Regions from separate parts of the Homo sapiens genome. Here region 2 is linked to region 1. A link is an interaction called in ENCODE POLR2A ChIA-PET data of the cell type or tissue named here. Cell type or tissue: Panc1. All regions are shown on one strand. Links, peaks and the distances in the headings refer to the core of each region. The heading gives the core; the rest is flanking DNA. Region 1 has its middle 190 kb from the start of ARID1B. Region 2 has its middle 20 kb from the start of SNORD28B.

Region 1 (4,394 bases), core at 114-4,113:
ATTGGTTAACCTGGTTTTGGTGTTAAAGGACTATGGCAAGAAATTACTTCCATTCTCTTGCAAGTGATATATTATCGCTCTATTTTACGGCTCCAAAATTTAGAAGTTACAAAGTGTCCAGAGCTCTGGCAATAGTACAATTTAGTAGGCTGCACCATTTCATAGGGTTGCCCTAAAATAATAGTGACTAAGCTTTGTGAAAAATGGTCCAACTCATGCTGCAAATGATGGTCTTGTTACTGGAGACATGAACAATTGAAAATGGCTGGGGCTGGCTTTTCTCATTTCTTTCTCCAAGCTTGAAAACAGACCATATAATTGTAGGTGGTCATATTTGCAAAAATGTCTGCAGTAAGGACACAGCTCACCTGTTTACAGTTAGAGCTTGTGGGCCCTAATGTTTTGCATGCTGGAAGTAGACTTTGTGTGTAACCCTTCGCTTGCATAAAGGCTTCAGTGCAAATTTTTCTTGTCCATGGAAATATTTTTGTTTCAAAGAGCCAGGTAAGTATGGTGCATTGAACAAATATGTTTATTGTTGCTTCCTCTGAAAATTGCATTAAAATGATAAAAACGGAATTAAAAAGGCATAGTCCTACAAGGACAAAGACAGTAGGAGGATATGCTCGCTAAAAGTAACAACAATGGGGAGGCTCTAAGTCAGATAGATATTGGTCACTGATTTTGCAGAAGGGAAAACCTACAGCCTAAGCTGGTCAAGAGGAAACCGAGCCATGGGCTGAATTGAGTCACAGCTTCTAGGAAGCCTCAGGAATTTGTATCATTAGCAACCTCATGGAGGTTCAGGTGGGAGCATAAACAGGGGGACTGGTTTAAAGTCTTCCTGGGAAGCAATGAGAACCCTTCCCGACCCAGTCCCTCCAGCAGAGGGAACACCAGGCTCAGCTGAAGGCAGAGGCCACAGCAATAACAAGTAATCCGGTAAGAGTCTATATATTGAGCACGTGCTCCAGTGCTTCTCCTCCTCACCAGCCCAGTAGGGCATCCAATCCAGGAATCCCTTGCTGGAGGCTGCTGGCGCCCCTGCACCATGTTGGCCTGATAATGGCGGACCCAGGCTTTGGGTTGGGTAGACCTGCTCCCGTCTTAGATGTACTGCTCACACAGCTCCCTAGCTGTGTGGTTTAGAAGAAGTTACTTAATCTCTCTAACCCTTATCTGAAATTGTGGGAAAGAAGAGCTTTCATCTTAGAGGGTTGTGAGGACTCAGTGAGGCGATGGGTATAAAAATTCTAAGAAAACATCCAACTATTTCTGAAAGGCATCACTTGGTCTTTGAATGACAGTAGAGAAATGTTTGCATTGCTCTTGCCAAGAATCTATTCTTTCATCTGACTCTTTAGGATTCAGTCTAATAGCTAACATAATAAATAATTAAGAGGACTTTTCTACCCCTCCCCTTAACAGCTGTAGTGGCCATATTTAAAATGTTAGCCACAGTACAAACCTGGTTAGATGATGCCTTTTTAAACCAGTTTCAAATCAGTCTAATAAGACTTTTCTTTTAACTCCTTTCTTTTATCTCAGGGGTGCATCAATTTCATGTCTTGAATACCTTTTCAAAGACATAGTTTTGATTTGAAAACATGGTCATGATCCAGAACACATTTTATGTACTACTTGACTGTAAGCTCTTTCTAGAAATCAGTCTCTCACAGACTGTGTGACATCTATTATTGAATGAACATCACTTCTACCTATATCTTGAAGAACGTCAATCTAAATTAAAATATGCCAAGTTTCTTAACAGCATCAACGGGTTTCCTAATTAACCTATGAATACTGTCAATCTGTTAATATTGTCCTCTTGTTCTTTTACAAATGAGTTATATAACATTTCTTTTATTTACTCTAGCAATTTCAGAACTAAAGTGCTCCTTAGGGTATTCCAAACTTCCTTTCAAAAGTAAAGAAAATATCAGTAACATGAATTAGTTCATCATATTGGCCGAAGACTTTTTGGCTTCTAGGATTTTTTTCATACCAGTAACTTGAACTTCATGCATTTGCCCTTTCTGCAATGCTCTTTGTCTGTAAAAGTCTATCTTATGAATTCTTGTGGTGAGGTGGATTCCTGAGGTTTGGTTCAAGGAGCATGTAGGCAGTAGCTTTTATGATCCTTAGTCTGGCTTTCTTAACAAAGTTGCTACAATATGTCTTTTCTCCCCAAGAATGGACCTCAGTGGGTGGGGGTGGGGGGGTGGGGGATTTGATTAGCCACAATCCTGGCTTTATGGCACATTCTCATTATTGATCCATGCACAGCTTTTATTGTTTATTGTAAAATAATGGATATCTGAAGATTCACCACCCAACCCAATTGATAGAACATTGAAAGTGACTTCTGTTTTTCATTACCCTTCCCTGTATGTTCCTCATGGGGTCTTCTGGGACTAGCTCTTTTTTCTTTTCAGTTTTTTATTTCAATCTTTCATCGCGTTCTAAGATTCATTCATCTTTTTTTTTTTTTTTTTTTTTTTGAGACGGAGTCTCGCTCTGTCGCCCAGGCTGGAGTGCAGTGGCGGGATCTCGGCTCACTGCAAGCTCCGCCTCCCGGGTTCACGCCATTCTCCTGCCTCAGCCTCCCAAGTAGCTGGGACTACAGGCGCCCGCCACTACGCCCGGCTAATTTTTTGTATTTTTAGTAGAGACGGGGTTTCACCGTTTTAGCCGGGATGGTCTCGATCTCCTGACCTCGTGATCTGCCCGCCTCGGCCTCCCAAAGTGCTGGTATTACAGGCGTGAGCCACCGCGCCCTGCCGTAAGATTCATTCATCTTATAACAAGTAGCTGTGGTGAGTTTTTACTGCTGGGTGTTATTTCACTCTGTGGATATAGTATAATTTATGTATTTGTTTTTCTACCAAAAATGGGCACAAGCTGCCTCTTTACTCTGGCCGACTCTTGGCAACACCAGAGGACAAAAAAGTAGGACAGAGCTTGTCATTGGTGCCTTTTGGTATATATTTCTACACTTCCTTATTCTCTTCTTAGGCGATCATCTGAGCGTTCTGCTTGGCACATAGTCAACAACAATAAATGTTTATCGAATATTGTAAGTGACATAAAATTTAGGGCAACTCCAGACAAATGAAAGGGGCTGCCCTGAGCATTGAATTGAAGCCTCATCTTGGCTTAGAGGAAAGAGTGCTGTGATCAATTATCAATGTCTACATGGATGGGGCCTGGGGAAGTGGGCGCTTAGGAGCCGCTTATTACCACCCCAGGTTTAATAGATTACCTTCCTCATGGACTTTAAAAACTCAGCTAGAGTCATGGGCATGGATTAAAAAGAAAGGAATAGAACTTCCATTGTGGAATTTCAAGTTTCAGTAAGTCTGGGTAGTCTCTGGGCACTGAAGATGATCAATGCAATTCTTGGTGCTCTTAAACCACACTGTAACCTTCTTTTCCCTTTCTTTTTTCCTTCCTTCCTCCCTTCCTTCCTCCCTCCCTCCTTTTCTCTCTCTTCTTGTCTTTCTTTCTCTCTTCTCTCTCTTTGAGACGGGCAGATCTCATTCTGTTCCCAGGCCAGAGTGCAGTGGCACAATCATAGCTCACTGAAGCCTTGAGCTCTTGGGCTCTAGTGATCGTTCCGCTTCAGCCTCCTGAGTTGTTGGGATTACAGGCATGAGCCAACATGCCCAGCTTCCACATATTTTAAAAGTTGGTCCTGGTATTTATTCTATGTTAAATATCTAATGTAAAAAAATGCACATTTTCCAGGAAATCAACTGCAGAAAAGGTGTTGTTTTTCATCCCTATGGTTAAATGTAGATTTTCTGTTTAAAAGTAAATCTTTTACCTGTGAAGATTGGATATGATGACACTTAAAGTAATGTAATTTTAAGTTGTCTAGTTGTTTAAATGTAGTGATGAAAAATTAACCAGAATATTTCTGGCTATGACCTCAAAGACCTTTTCCTGAAACTTTCATTTCTTTGTTTTGTTCTCATTCAAGTGTTGATAGCTTTAGTGATACCACTTCCAACTCGAGCCTCACTTTTAAATGGCTTATCATAAACTGTTAGAGCTGGGATAAATATAAAATATCATTTGGTTGAGTGTGTTTCAGATCTATCACCTAAGGAGACAGCATAAAAGACCAATTTCTGGGCTCCATCCTTAAACTAATAAATCCAGTTACCTGGGTGGAAGCCCAGGAGTGTGCATTTAATACAACCTCTCAGGTGGTTTTGATGCTTATTAACATTTGAGAAACACTGATCTGTTACAAATCTTCTGTAGTGGAGGAAACTGAAACAAAAGAAGTTAGGGACTTATCAAGAGTTGAGCACTAACAAATTCATATCTGGGCAGTCACATGAGGTGAGGTTATAAGATAAAAATGAATGTATGTTTTTCAGTTTATG
Region 2 (4,394 bases), core at 153-4,152, 190 kb after region 1:
AGTGACTGGCTGAAGAATTTGGATTTCATTTTGTGTTTAGAGTTGAGCCACGGACAATTTTTAAGAAAGAGTGGTGACAGTGTTCAATAACATTCAATAAGTACTTACCACCTACAATGGACTGGGAATTGTGGACTGTACAGCAGGCTGTGCAGGAAGTTGCTGAGATTCACCTCCTTTAGGAAACTTTTTCTGATTCCCTGTCTTGTCTGTACCCCACTATTCCTTCTAATATAGCACCTCTAGCACTTTAGTGCATTTATGAAATTACTGCCTGTCTCTACCCCTGCTGCCTGTTTTATTCACCCCACATCAAGCTTTGTGTTGTGTATAGTTAGCCACAGTCAAAGGTCTTCTCCCCAGTTTTTTCTAAAACTGACATTAGGCCAATAAGCACATTGAGCTCAGCCTTCAGGGGGGAGAAGTCATAATCCGCCACCATGATTCTTGAGAAGGATGGTCCTCTTAACCAAAGAACATTGAACATCTTTATGCTGATGCCCAAGAGCCTCAGAGAAATGTAAGCACTATTCAGTGGAACTATTCTTGCCTTCCTCCACGAGATAAATGGCTGAGTCACCGTTCTACCCTCTGGTCTAGTGATTCCCAATCTTCTTTGAGTAAGAGGGACTCCATGAAATACTTCACTGCGAAAATTCTCAAACACACACAAAAGTATTAATAGTGAAAATAGTAATAATGAACCCTTATAGACACTTTACTCAGATTCAACATTTATCTAGAATTTTTCATTCTTGTTTCCTCTATTTGTTTTCCAGCCATCATCTCTTCTTTTAAGTTAAATGTACATAGTTTTGGTGGAGACACTGAATTTGAACATGTGTTCTATTCTTAGAGTGCTGGTTCTAGTCTTTGAAGATTTGGCTTGAAGGTTAAAGCATCGTGAAAAATAAAACTACATGTGTAAACCTGCAGTCTTTTTACCCCTTACAGCTTTGACCTTATTACCCTGAGCAATAAGTCTAACCCTTTCTCCTCTGTGTATTGAAACTAAAGAGTAAGTAGTTGATTCCCACTGTTCTTCCCACAAATTTTCAGCAGGGGTAGGGCCAATTCACTCCTTGTTTTAGGCTTAAAACTCCCCCTGAAGTGCAGGGATGAAGGCTGGTGTGTAACTGAAGTCGCTGGATATTGTGTGCATAAGGTGGGAGAGTGAGTTGAATTTCATGGGCTTTTCTGAAGCTTTCTGTCTTAACTAAAAACGTTGGCATTTTCTGGGAAGTTGGCTGTATGCTTATTGAGAAAGAGAGACTTCTCTTCAGTACAGTGTGACATTTCTACAAAAATCAATGATTTAGAAACAGGTATCTGAAATGAAATGTGCAACTTCACTTTCCATTTGTTGGAAATCCTGCTGGGCTGGTTTTGAAATCTTCATACATGTGCGGTATACCTTTAGGGGGTGAAAATTATATTGACTCTGCACTTTGGAACATGTAACAAATATCTTTTGCAATGTGGCAAAAAAATAAAGCAACATCCTAATCCTATATTTCCAAATTGGTTTTGTGCTAGTTATTTAATTTATTGTTTACTTTTGGTACTAGTGTTTGTTTTTTCCTTTTATCTTGGAAGCTTTTTATCTTTATTAGACTCAGTTACCTAATCCAGTAGAAGGGATGGTAATGAACGTGGCACACTGCTACCCTATCCATGTGTCAAGTTGAAACCTGCTATTTGATTATCAGAAGTAGTGAAGCTTATAGGAGCATGATGATGTTTTAAATTTGATTTTTTTTTGAAAATTAAAGAAGCCAGGTACTAAATATCAACACAATGAAGAAGGAGAGGCTCAACCCACTTTGAAATCCAGCCCCCTTCCCCACCAAGGTGCTCAAGAATTTCTGCATCTTCTTTAAAGTCCTTAAAAGGATTAACTTCTAAAGGGACTGATAAAGGAGGAGAGAAAAATAAGAAAGTATAAAAAGACTCTAATAAAAACTCAATACAGGGCTAGCACTTAATTCCATCTCACAATAACAAGAAGAAAGCATAATGGAGATTGAGGAGCAGGGCCATTTACATAATAACTTCCTAGCAACAGCTGTAATGAACAAATACGGGCAGATGAGTCAATTACCTGAGACACTACCTTACATCAGAGCTTAGAGAAAAGGGAAAAAGGAAAGAAACAATTAAATAGCTGAGATTCCCTGAATTTGGGTTATATCATATGTAGTTTCAGACCTAATTGCGTAAAACTAATTAGGCCAAAGAGAATCCACCTGATGAGACAAATATTGTCACCATCCAGGGGCAGGCAGGGGTGAATGGGTGCTTACCTTTCCTGTTAACGGGTGGGCTTGGGCTGGTACCTGTGAATATTCTGGCTTGGCTTGAACATATTTAACGTCAAAATCATCCTCATCCTCCTTCTCCTAATCACCATCACTGCTGTCATCTGTTGAGTGCTCCCTAACTCTCCTACATAATATCTCCTTCAACCTGCATAATATTCCTGTCAAAGTAGATAAGATCATCTCCATGTTACAGATGAGGAATCTGAGGCTGAGAGCAGGAAAATTACCCAAAATCTAATGGTTAATAATTGAAGTGATGATAGTTCATTTTTATTGAGCACGTGGCGGGCACCACGCTAAGTGCTTTGCATGGATTGTCTGAGGTTACTACACTCACTGCAGATGAGGAAACAGAGAGGCAGGGAAGTCAGGTCACCTGCCCAAGACCACACAGCTTCTGAGAGCAAGAACCAGAACTTGAATTCAGGTGGTTGTGTCAGAAGGTGCGAGAATTAGGATTCAAACCTAAATATACTTAATGCAAAGCCCATGCTGGTACCATTGCAACTCCCTGTGGCCATGGGCACTTGCAGGGCAGAGGCAGCCATGCCAGCCAAGGATCGTGTGACTTGTGTTTCTTTACACACACTTCATGGATGTAACAAAAGTATGGTAGTCACACTGTGCTTCTGTCAATTGAATAAGGTGATTCTGAGGCACAGTCATGGAGGATTTGCCTGTATGAGTGTGCATTTGTGTACATATGTGTGTGCGTGCTTCCTTTTCCTGCAGTACTTCAACTGGACAGGATTGCATGCTCCAGAACTTTCTTTCAATATTCCCTTCACTTAGGGAATCTTTGCCCCATTCAGATAACAGACTGCAATCTGGGAAAATACTTCATGCCGCAGCATTAACACCAAAGAATGTATCAAAGGCTTCTCTTTTCTAGAATGGCACACTAACATCTTTTATTAGGTGCAGATGTTTTCTGCGCTTTAAACAAAATGAGCGACTACGTGTAGAAATTCAGCCTCCTTGACAGGGAGTTGGAGGTCTCCTCAGGTGCATTGTGTATGTATGTATGGTGGGACTGAGTGAGGGGGGCTCAGAAAGGATTTTTTTTTTGGGAAAGAGAGAGACGCTTCTTTGCTTCTGAAACTGTCAAACAGACCCAGGTTTCTCGTTCCACCTACATTGTGATCCCCAGGCCTCATCCTTCCTCCCTCTGGGCTAGCAGGAAGATTTAAGGAGGGGCATGGATCTGGGGGAGACGTAGCCGGAGGAAAGTGGGTCAGTAGGCTGAGAGGCAGGGGACGCATCTCGATTCCATTTCCTGGATTGTGCCCTTTGTCAGACTTGCCTACAGACAGAGGGCCTGTGTGTTCCAATTTTGCAGAATTACCTTCCCTGGTTGGAACCCAATCCCCCAACCTCAAGCTCTGCAGACATCTTCCCTGATCAATGTCCTGTCCTCTTTTCTCTGTCAAGTTGTTCCTCCTTCCCGAGCTCTATTGTGATTTGGGGCACCTGAGGAATTAACTATTTCTCTCGTGTCTTTGCCTAACCACAGGTGAATGTCTCGACCCGCTTTTAAGCTGGCTCCGCCCTCTGGACGCGTTCTTTTAAAGGTGGGAGCTCCGACGGAGGGCCCTGATTCCGGCCTCGCTACCAGCTGGGCTGTGTGGGGGAGCGAGGCCTAATAACCCAGGGGGCGCTGGGCGGGAACGGCGTGGATCCCTCGGCCTCGCACACCTGGCTCCTAGTCCTCTCGGCCGGGCCGGTGATCCTCTGGTCGGGGGTGGGGGTGGGGGGGGCTTGCGGCAGCTCACACCTGAGGCCGTTACAAAAGGCCTGCAGCTTAACTCGCTGCAGCTCGGGGGGATGGATTGCCTACTAACTGCAGGCGCCGTGGTGCGCCGAGAAAACAGCGAAAACTGGGCCAGCGGAGGCGGGTGGGCCTCCTTGGAGGAGCGCACCTGGGGTGCGGGAGCGCCTCCTGGCAGCCTTGGCCTCGCCTCCCACGCGTGGACGCGCAGGGCCCAGGACACCGCAGCCGCCTACTCCTTTCTGCAGCCCCGGGGTCTGAAGGTAGTTACGAAGGAAATCTTTTGTAAAATGTTCCTTTTTCCT

What was found. Peaks named below come from ENCODE experiments on the same cell type or tissue, not always from the same donor. Only the 100,000 strongest peaks of a DNase experiment are listed, where the experiment ranks them.
Region 2: POLR2A ChIA-PET joins it to region 1 with 9 read pairs; 2 of 35 experiments call an interaction of 5 or more read pairs at or near these places.

Annotation. Positions count from the first base shown.
Region 1 is chr6:156,587,173-156,591,566 of GRCh38, reverse strand. No RefSeq gene overlaps it. Among named protein-coding and RNA genes, the nearest start is that of ARID1B, 190 kb to the left of the region's middle. In Panc1, for the core only: no CTCF peak of the experiment used is centred there; no DNase peak of the experiment used is centred there.
Region 2 is chr6:156,396,864-156,401,257 of GRCh38, reverse strand. No RefSeq gene overlaps it. Among named protein-coding and RNA genes, the nearest start is that of SNORD28B, 20 kb to the right of the region's middle. RefSeq lists enhancers at 3,693-4,222, 4,223-4,394. In Panc1, for the core only: no CTCF peak of the experiment used is centred there; no DNase peak of the experiment used is centred there; H3K27ac peaks cover 1,184 bases.